Regions from separate parts of the Mus musculus genome. Here region 2 is linked to region 1. Evidence: chromatin loops called from intact Hi-C (ENCODE). Cell type or tissue: heart. All regions are shown on one strand. Region 1 overlaps Zdhhc19 (zinc finger, DHHC domain containing 19). Region 2 overlaps Ubxn7 (UBX domain protein 7).

What was found. Peaks named below come from ENCODE experiments on the same cell type or tissue, not always from the same donor. Only the 100,000 strongest peaks of a DNase experiment are listed, where the experiment ranks them.
Region 2: it touches region 1 in a loop (8-fold over the local background); 4 of 42 quality-filtered maps call a loop at or near these places.

The regions. Positions count from the first base shown.
Region 1 is chr16:32,497,695-32,501,694 of GRCm38, reverse strand. It overlaps Zdhhc19 (zinc finger, DHHC domain containing 19), which reads right to left. Exons shown (of 9, transcript NM_199309.2): 3 at 3,999-4,000; 4 at 3,244-3,383; 5 at 2,548-2,720; 6 at 1,969-2,074. Among named protein-coding and RNA genes, the nearest start is that of Zdhhc19, 3.4 kb to the right of the region's middle. In heart, no CTCF peak of the experiment used is centred here; a DNase peak (open chromatin) is centred at 1,824; H3K4me3 peaks cover 486 bases; H3K27ac peaks cover 1,246 bases; H3K27me3 peaks cover 776 bases.
Region 2 is chr16:32,369,562-32,373,561 of GRCm38, reverse strand. Ubxn7 (UBX domain protein 7) reads right to left here. Exons shown (of 11, transcript NM_177633.4): 6 at 1,022-1,168. Among named protein-coding and RNA genes, the nearest start is that of Tm4sf19, 29 kb to the left of the region's middle. In heart, a CTCF peak has its summit at 2,017 (motif pointing left); no DNase peak of the experiment used is centred here.

The DNA.
Region 1 (4,000 bases):
ATAAAGCAACACTAAGCAAGACAGTACAGGGTGGGCAGAAGTACACTATTGAGAAATTAACCATGTCTGTCTGGCCAGTTCTGCTTTTAATGAATATGCAAAGACACCACAATGCAGGAAGAAATCCTTGCCAACAAGTGGAGCAGGTATGCAAACAGCAAATCTTGGGGACTGGAGCGGCAGCCCAGTCTCCTGACAGCACTGTCTGCTCTGGCAAGCGGACTTGGGTTCAGTTCCCAGAACTCATATGGAGGCTCACAACTGAAACTCCAGATGCAGAGGATCTGGCAGCCTCTTTTGGACTCCACAGGCACCCAGCACGTATGTGGTACACAGAGATACATCTGGGCAAACTCTTGTACACATAAAAATAACTTAAAAAAAACCAAAAAACAAAAGCAAGCCTTTACCACATACAGAATTTAGCCCCAAAGAATTCATCAGTCTAAAGGTACAAGCTAAATCGACAGAATCTCAGTAGAAAAACACATGACTAGAATTTTGTGATCTTGGATTAGCAAAGATTTCTGAGTGACAACATCAGATGCACATGATCCATTTCTGTGATGCACACTCACAAGCACACACACCACACACACCATGCTCATGCACACTCAGACAGGTACACCATCACAATAAAAAACTCTGCTGTGTGAAACAAAACACGATGGAAAGAAAACAAAATAACAAGCTATGGATTTCAAGAAAATATTTTTAAAACACATACCTGAACCCAGAATACAATGAAACGCAGCTGCCACGTGACCCAGCAATGCCACTCCTAAGAACTTTCCCGACAGGGAAGCTTGCTTTCTGGACACCAGTGTTTGGATTGAGTTCATTTTCTAATTACTCCAAACTAGAAATGATGTAAAAACCCTTCAGTTGGTGCACAGATAATCTGTAGAGCATCCTACAATACAACGCAATGCTACACAACAATAAAGAGGAATAAACTGATGAGAACAGAGTGGGCGAAGCTCAAGTGTGTTGTAGTAAGCAAGCCAAGGCAGACACGGAAGGCAATGACTTCATTTATGTGGGATTCTGAAAGATTTAAAACAAACAAACCCAAAACAACAACAACAAAAGCCCTAAGGGTAGAAAACAAATCAACCATTACTGGGGGCTGTAATAAGAAAACAAATCCACTACAAAGAGGCCATGAAAAACACTTCTAGACTAAAAATACTATTTTCAGATACACCTCCAATGACTCCGGGCTTTCTACTGCCCAGGGTTTCTATGTCCCACGCTTGATTTTACTGGCTGCTTTAATGTGACCATCTGGAAGGGGTCTGCTCAATTGCCAGCTTGAATCAGAGCTGTTCCCTCACTCTCTTAACAACCTTCTTTCAAGCTGGACTTGAAGTCATTAACTCCAGCAGTCAGCAAGATCGAAGATCAAGGTTTGCCTGAGACTGTCTCAATTTTAAAAGGGGGTGGGGGTGGGGAGGGAAGAGAGGCTTGGGATACAGCTGAGAGGTAGAGCATTTGCCTAGCATTTTCCAGACCCTGGGTTCGGTTCCCAGTCCTGGAAGGGGAAATGTTCTAGCTCCTTGGTTCTTTTTGCAAAGCTGGCAAGCTCTGTCTTCTGTCCCTTTGAAATCACTCCAGGACGCAGAATGGTGTGTCAGGCCTGCTTAACTCCTAGCTCCTTCTCTTGGTCTAAACTAAACAGCCCTAGACTGATCTCTCTTGGTGTGGTCCACGGTGTTAGCAGGTTAAATGCAGGATGTAGCTTTCCCAGATACCCAGACACACACAGCCTAGCACACAGTCGTGCACCCCGGACGGAGAGCGACCGCTGGGATCCAGCAGGTGGCGCTGTGGTCCGAGCTGCTACTTAGAAGATGAGTACTGAAGGCCTGACCCTCAGGGGACAAAGGCAATGGAAAATCAGATCCTGAGGGCTCAGGATGCTTCCCATAGCGGAACGTCTGGATGCCCACGCTCCGCCCCACATACCTTGCTCTCGTAGGAGCTCTCCGCCCTGCTCACAGATAGGGCCTGGATCAGCAGCAGCAGGAAGAGCGGAATCAAAAAGCCCGCAGCGGGCACAGCCACCAGGATGCTCGCCAGCTAAGGAGCCACGCCCAGTGCAGCCCATCTTCCCCTTCCCACCATTACTCCCCCCAACCCTATACCACTACGATGTTGCTCTGCTTTGTCCCTTTTAGGCTTTCGTTATTCTATGGCCTTACTAGGTTCTAATTTTTTGTTTTTTTTTTTTTTTTTTCGAGACAGGGTTTCTCAGTGTAGCCCTGGCTGTCCTGGTACTCACTCTGTAGACCAGGCTGGCCTCGAACTCAGAAATCTGCCTGCCTCTGCCTCCCAGCGCCTACCAAGTGCTGGGATTAAAGGCGTGCGTCACCTCTGCCCAGCCTGGTTTTTTTTTTAAACTTCGTCCATTTCCCCACTTTCATTGGCCCACACTGAACCTCTGAAGTGGCTTCTGCTAGCTTCATCCATCACTGGCTCCACCCTCTGAGACCTCATCTCTCACCTGCCTGAGCCCCTCCCCCCTGCTCGCGCATAAGTAGATACGCCATCCCCTTGTCCAGGGAGAAGGGCAGATGCCTTGTGCGAAATAGGAATGTCAGGCAGGTGACCAGCAGGGCTCCCGAGTAGAGACAGAGTGACAGGACCAGCAGCATGAAGAGGCGGAAGTTGCGGTGACCGATGCAGTTATTGACCCACTTGCAATGGTGGTCGAAGTCCTGTTACAGGGTGAGGGAAAGGCCTCCGGGATCCGTCCTTCCTCCCAGCTTCCATTAGCTCAGACAACTCAGCCCTTTTGGTCGCTTACTCTAACCTTTCCCCAGCAGCTTCCCTCCACACATCTGTAAGCTGGTCCGCCAGTACATGTGAGACAAGCTTACACAAACTGACACCCTCCCAACCTCAATAACCAAAGGAGGACAGGAAAAGTCCCCAGATCCGGCCTACAGCCAAATGAAGGGTATAGATAGCCCGTGGCAGAAAACCAGGAGACAGGTTTGGGACTGTCATCCCTGCCCACTCCCCCAGGACCAGAACACGTGAAAGTGCCCACAGTGACATACCACCCTTCCTGAATGGACACAGGCACAACGGCAGTGACCTGTGTGAAGGATCAAGAGCAAATGGACATACAGTCGTCCTTGGCCCTCATCTGTCAGGGAAAACTCTCCCACTGACCCCTGGCCCACATAAGGTTCTGGCCAGGTCTAGGAGACAGGCAGTGAGCGAGGGAATTCTCACCTCCACGCAAATGTTGCACCACGGGCAGTGGTAGGTTCGGGGTGGGCGATGGAAGAGGCACTTGGGGCACCATTCCAGGCGGAAAGCCCTTTGGTTCACTCGAACAACATGCACCGTCATGGGGTCCTCTTTGGTGGAGCCTGACGTGGTAGAGAGTGAGGCAGCTGACCTCTGCTACCCTGGGCAGCCCTAGGCACAGGGGATGTGGGGGAGAGGTAGACAGGGAATCCCTGATCTTACTGAGCAAGCTGACCATCAGGGAGGGGGAGGAGGGAGAGAGAGAAGCACGGTGGGGGTGGGTGGGCGCCGGCATGCTCCAGCCAGCCTTTTGTATAGAACTCTGCCTTTCAAATAGTAGTAGCCCCAGGCAGTGGTGGCACACACCTTTAATCCCAGCACTTGGAAGACAAAGGCAGGTGGATTTCTGAGTTCGAGGCCAGCCTGGTCTACAGAGTGAGTTCCAGGACAGCCAGGGCTACACAGAGAAACCCTGTCTCGAAAAACAAAAAACAAACAAACAAACAAAACCAAACACTAGTAAGTAGCACGTGAAGTTCTGTGTAGTGGAAGAGGGAGTGCCCACTGGTTTCTCTCTCCAGCCTGGACAGCCCGCTCTTCTGAAGCAACTGGAAACCATACAGGATCTTGGAAATGTTGCCATGGGGTAAAGAAGTCCTGATGTGCGAGGTTGGAAGTGGGGTGCCAGCCTTCAGGGTACCAGCTCCTTCCAGGGGGGCTGAGTCCTCCTCCCTCACCT
Region 2 (4,000 bases), 130 kb after region 1:
GTTCATTGTGTAGGCAGGTTTTGAGGTCTCCTAGTGCTCAGGCTCCACACAGTACAGGGGTGGGGGGTAGGGGGTGGAGGGGCGTCTTCTGGCTGAAGATCAGGATATAGAACTCTCAGCTCCTCTGCAGCACCACGTCTGCCTGCACACTGCCATGCTTCCCGCCATGATGATAATAGACTGAACCTTTGAAACTGTAAGCCAGTCCCAATTAAATGTTTGCCTTTGGGGCAGTGGTGGTACCCACCTTTAATCCCAGCACTTGGGAGGCAGAGGCAGGCAGATTTCTGAGTTCAAGGTCAGCCTGGTCTACAGAGTGAGTTCCAGGACAGCCAGGGCTACACAGAGAAACCCTGTCTCCAAAACAAAACAAAAACAAAAAAAAAGTTTGCCTTTATAAGAGTGGCCTTGGTTATGGTGTCTCATCATAGAATAAAACCCAAACTATGACAGGTAGGCTACCTGTTTTAACTAGATAATTTATACAAAAAGCTATTATAGCTGGAATACTTAGGAATACTATGTTAAGAACAAACAGTAAAAGAGTAAAAAACACAGGCTAGAAAACATATCTTAATATTTCCCGAGCGCCCTAAGATCTTTTACACACAGCCAGTGGCCTTATATAGCTATTAAATAGATAAAATAGTCTAATTTAAGGTGGCATGTGCTATAAGCATGAAATACATACCTTACTTTGAGAATTTAACACACACAGTTAAACAGAAACATAATGCCACTAAAATGTTAATGTTCTATCATACATTGACTTAAAACATATGATTAAAGTTAATTTCCCTTTTCCCTTGAATTTTTTTCAGATGGTACTTCTAGAGAAATGTCAACTGTGTGGCTTAAACTATGTTTCTACTGAGCTGTGGAGCTGTAGATAGTCTTGTCAAGGTGCTCCTGAAGTATGATTGAACTCACTTTTTCCAGTTTATAGCCCCATTCTGCCTCTACAACATCCTATACTATAAAAACAAATACTAAGAAAGCTTTAATTAACTGTTGTTCTCACCTGCCAGAAAATGAAATGTTCCCGGATAATATTCTTCACAGCTTCATTGCTCCATACATCACGGTTGAGGCACTGGCATGCAAAGTCTTGTACATTTTGAATGTTTATCATCAGCCACTTATTCTGCATCTGGCCACACTCTTTGGCCTGTAAGAGTAAAATTTCCATATAGACACTTAGCACACTTTTAAAAATGACACTGAGGACTCATCAGTTCTCTGTGCAGAGCACAGTGGTTAATACATAAATTCACAATTGGCCAAAGTGAGGAGACAAGCATCAGTGGCGTGCTCAGGCACACATGGGACATCTAGAGTACTGTCCCTCCTAGCGCTAGGCTTAGGGACCATCATGAAAGAGAGAGTTAAAGTTTTAAGAGCCAGACATTGGAGAGGACCAGACTACAACATTTATCTTCCGGACCATGACAGGACAACATTCTAGCCTGGGGTATGAAGGAAAAGATATGAGTCCCCAACTGAGGAGCTACTGACAGATGATGGCTGCTGGGGCAGGGAGAACCAATTCTATCATCCCTGGTAGAGTGACCATGCTCCAGTGGATGTCCTCTGGACCATCAGGGTAAGAATAGCACATACTGGACTTGATGGTTGTTGACAAGGCAGAGACAGGGGCTACAAAAGTTAAGAGGAATGCCCAGGTTGAGTGTGAATCTGTGTGTTAGAGAAATAGGGGATAAATATGATAAAAATATATTGTAACAAATTCTAAGAGGGTACACACCTTAAACGCACTGTGTAGGCAGAGACATGTAATACATACTGAGTTCCAGGGCTACAAAGAGAAACCTTGTCTCACATCCTGCTGTCTCCCCCAAAAGAAATTATCAATGATTAGTAAGGATAGTTTTAAAAATATCTAGAGGCTGGGCTGCAGTCTAGAAGTTAAAAAGTAGTTGATGCTCTCATGGAGAAATGGAATTTGGTTCCTACAACCTATGTCCAATAGCTCACAGCTCAAGGAAATCTGATGCCCTCTGCTGGCCCCCGGGGCAACTTCTATTGCATGTTTATTTATACACACATATGCAAGTAAATAATACAACTTTTAAAATGATATCTAGAATTTTTGGTATTATACAGTACGATTTTACACGTTTAATTCTTGTGGTGGCTGTCAACTTGACTGGTTTAGGAGAAATACAGGACTGGTGAAACGTTCCTGTCTCTTTGCTGTACTTCAGAAAGCACAGATCTGTGGCACATGAGTAGGAAAAAAAGGCCCACTCTGAAGTTAGCCAGCACCAGCCACTAGATGGATGGGAATTGGAGGAAGAAGTGTATATATGTCCATAAGCCCATTTCTTTCTCCATGTACACATGTGGTCATTGGATCATTAGACTCCAGCTCCCTAGTAAGCCTTCAGCACCAGAGTGGAATAGCTGAGACATAGCTTCTTGGATTGAGCAGCTGCTGTGTTCTGTTTCTCTAGTATACAGATAGCTATTGTTGAACCACCAACTTTTACCATTAAGCTAACCTAAGAAGTCGTCACACACCCCCTCCCAGCCAATAACATGCACGATAGTCTAATGACTCTGCCCCTTTAGAAACTTCAGTTAGTACATAAAGCAGAGAAGAGAATCTAAGAATCTTGGCTTCTAGCTAGCTGCTTGTGCCCCACCTATGAAACTGTGCTGCCCATTTTCTGCAATAGTCTTCCCCCTCAACAAACCTTCCCTAGAAATGTCAAATATATTGAAGGTATAATAGTTTTAATTTTTATCAAGTTTGTTTGTTTTTAAAGATTTATATGTTTGAGTGTATATATGTACGTGCCTCCTGGCTTTGGGGACCAGAAGGAAGCATCATATCCCTTGGGACTGCAGTTAAAAGCCACCATGTGGGTGCTGGGAACTGAACCTGGGTCTTCTGCAAGAGCAACAAATAATCTTAATTGCTAAGCCATATCTCTAGCCCTTGTTGTTTTCTTGATGACAGATATTCTCACTATGGTGATACAATCAACTACACCTGCCCTTTTTGGGGTTATCTTTTTGTGTACTGTATAAAGACTGTTTTTTATTATACAAATGCTAATTTCTGGCTACATCATATTTTATAAATACCCCCTATATCATCCTCTGATTGGTTTAATAAAATGCTGATAGCCTATAGCAAAGAAGGAGAGAATAGGTGGGACTTCCAGCAGACAGGAACTATGGGAGTCAGACACAGAGGAAGAAGCACACAGGGACTAAAAGACAGGTAACTAATGAGCCATGTGGCAGAACACAGATTAACATATATGGGTTAATTTAAGTTATAACAGCTAGTTGGAAAGAGGCCTACACAAAAACCTTAAGCATTAATAATTAATAAATATAAGTCTTCCTGTCTTTATTCAGAGGTGGAGGACACAGAAAACCCCTAACAGTTACAAGTCCCAGGAAGTTTTCCTCTGCCTTTAGGAAAGCTAAAGCCAGGAAGACCAGGGGAGAATGTATTCTGCAATTAGATACACATACATGTACTTCCAACATTCCCATTACAGGTCTGAAACAACAAATAGCAAATATGCACAAATTTAATGCACTGCCACACTGAGACCAAACTTTTATAATGTCAGGCATGACAGCAAAACTAGTACAAATTCTTTTTCCTTCTTCATAATTTCATACATAATCCATTCTTCATTTATTGCCAGTTGAAATAGAAGTCAGTGTAACCCTTAAGTATATTATGCAGAAATAGTTAAGATACCAATTTTTTATATAAATGATTTTTTTTTCTCCTAGAAAATAAGACACAAGGTGCCGGGCAGTGGTGGCGCATGCCTTTAATCCCAGCACTTGGGAGGCAGAGGCAGGTAGATTTCTGAGTCCAAGGCCAGCCTGGTCTACAGAGTGAGTTCCAAGACAGTCAGGAATACATAGAGAAACCCTGTCTCGAAAAACCAAAACCAAAACAAACAAAGACACAAGTTAAATAGAGGACACAGAGACAGGCCAATCTCTG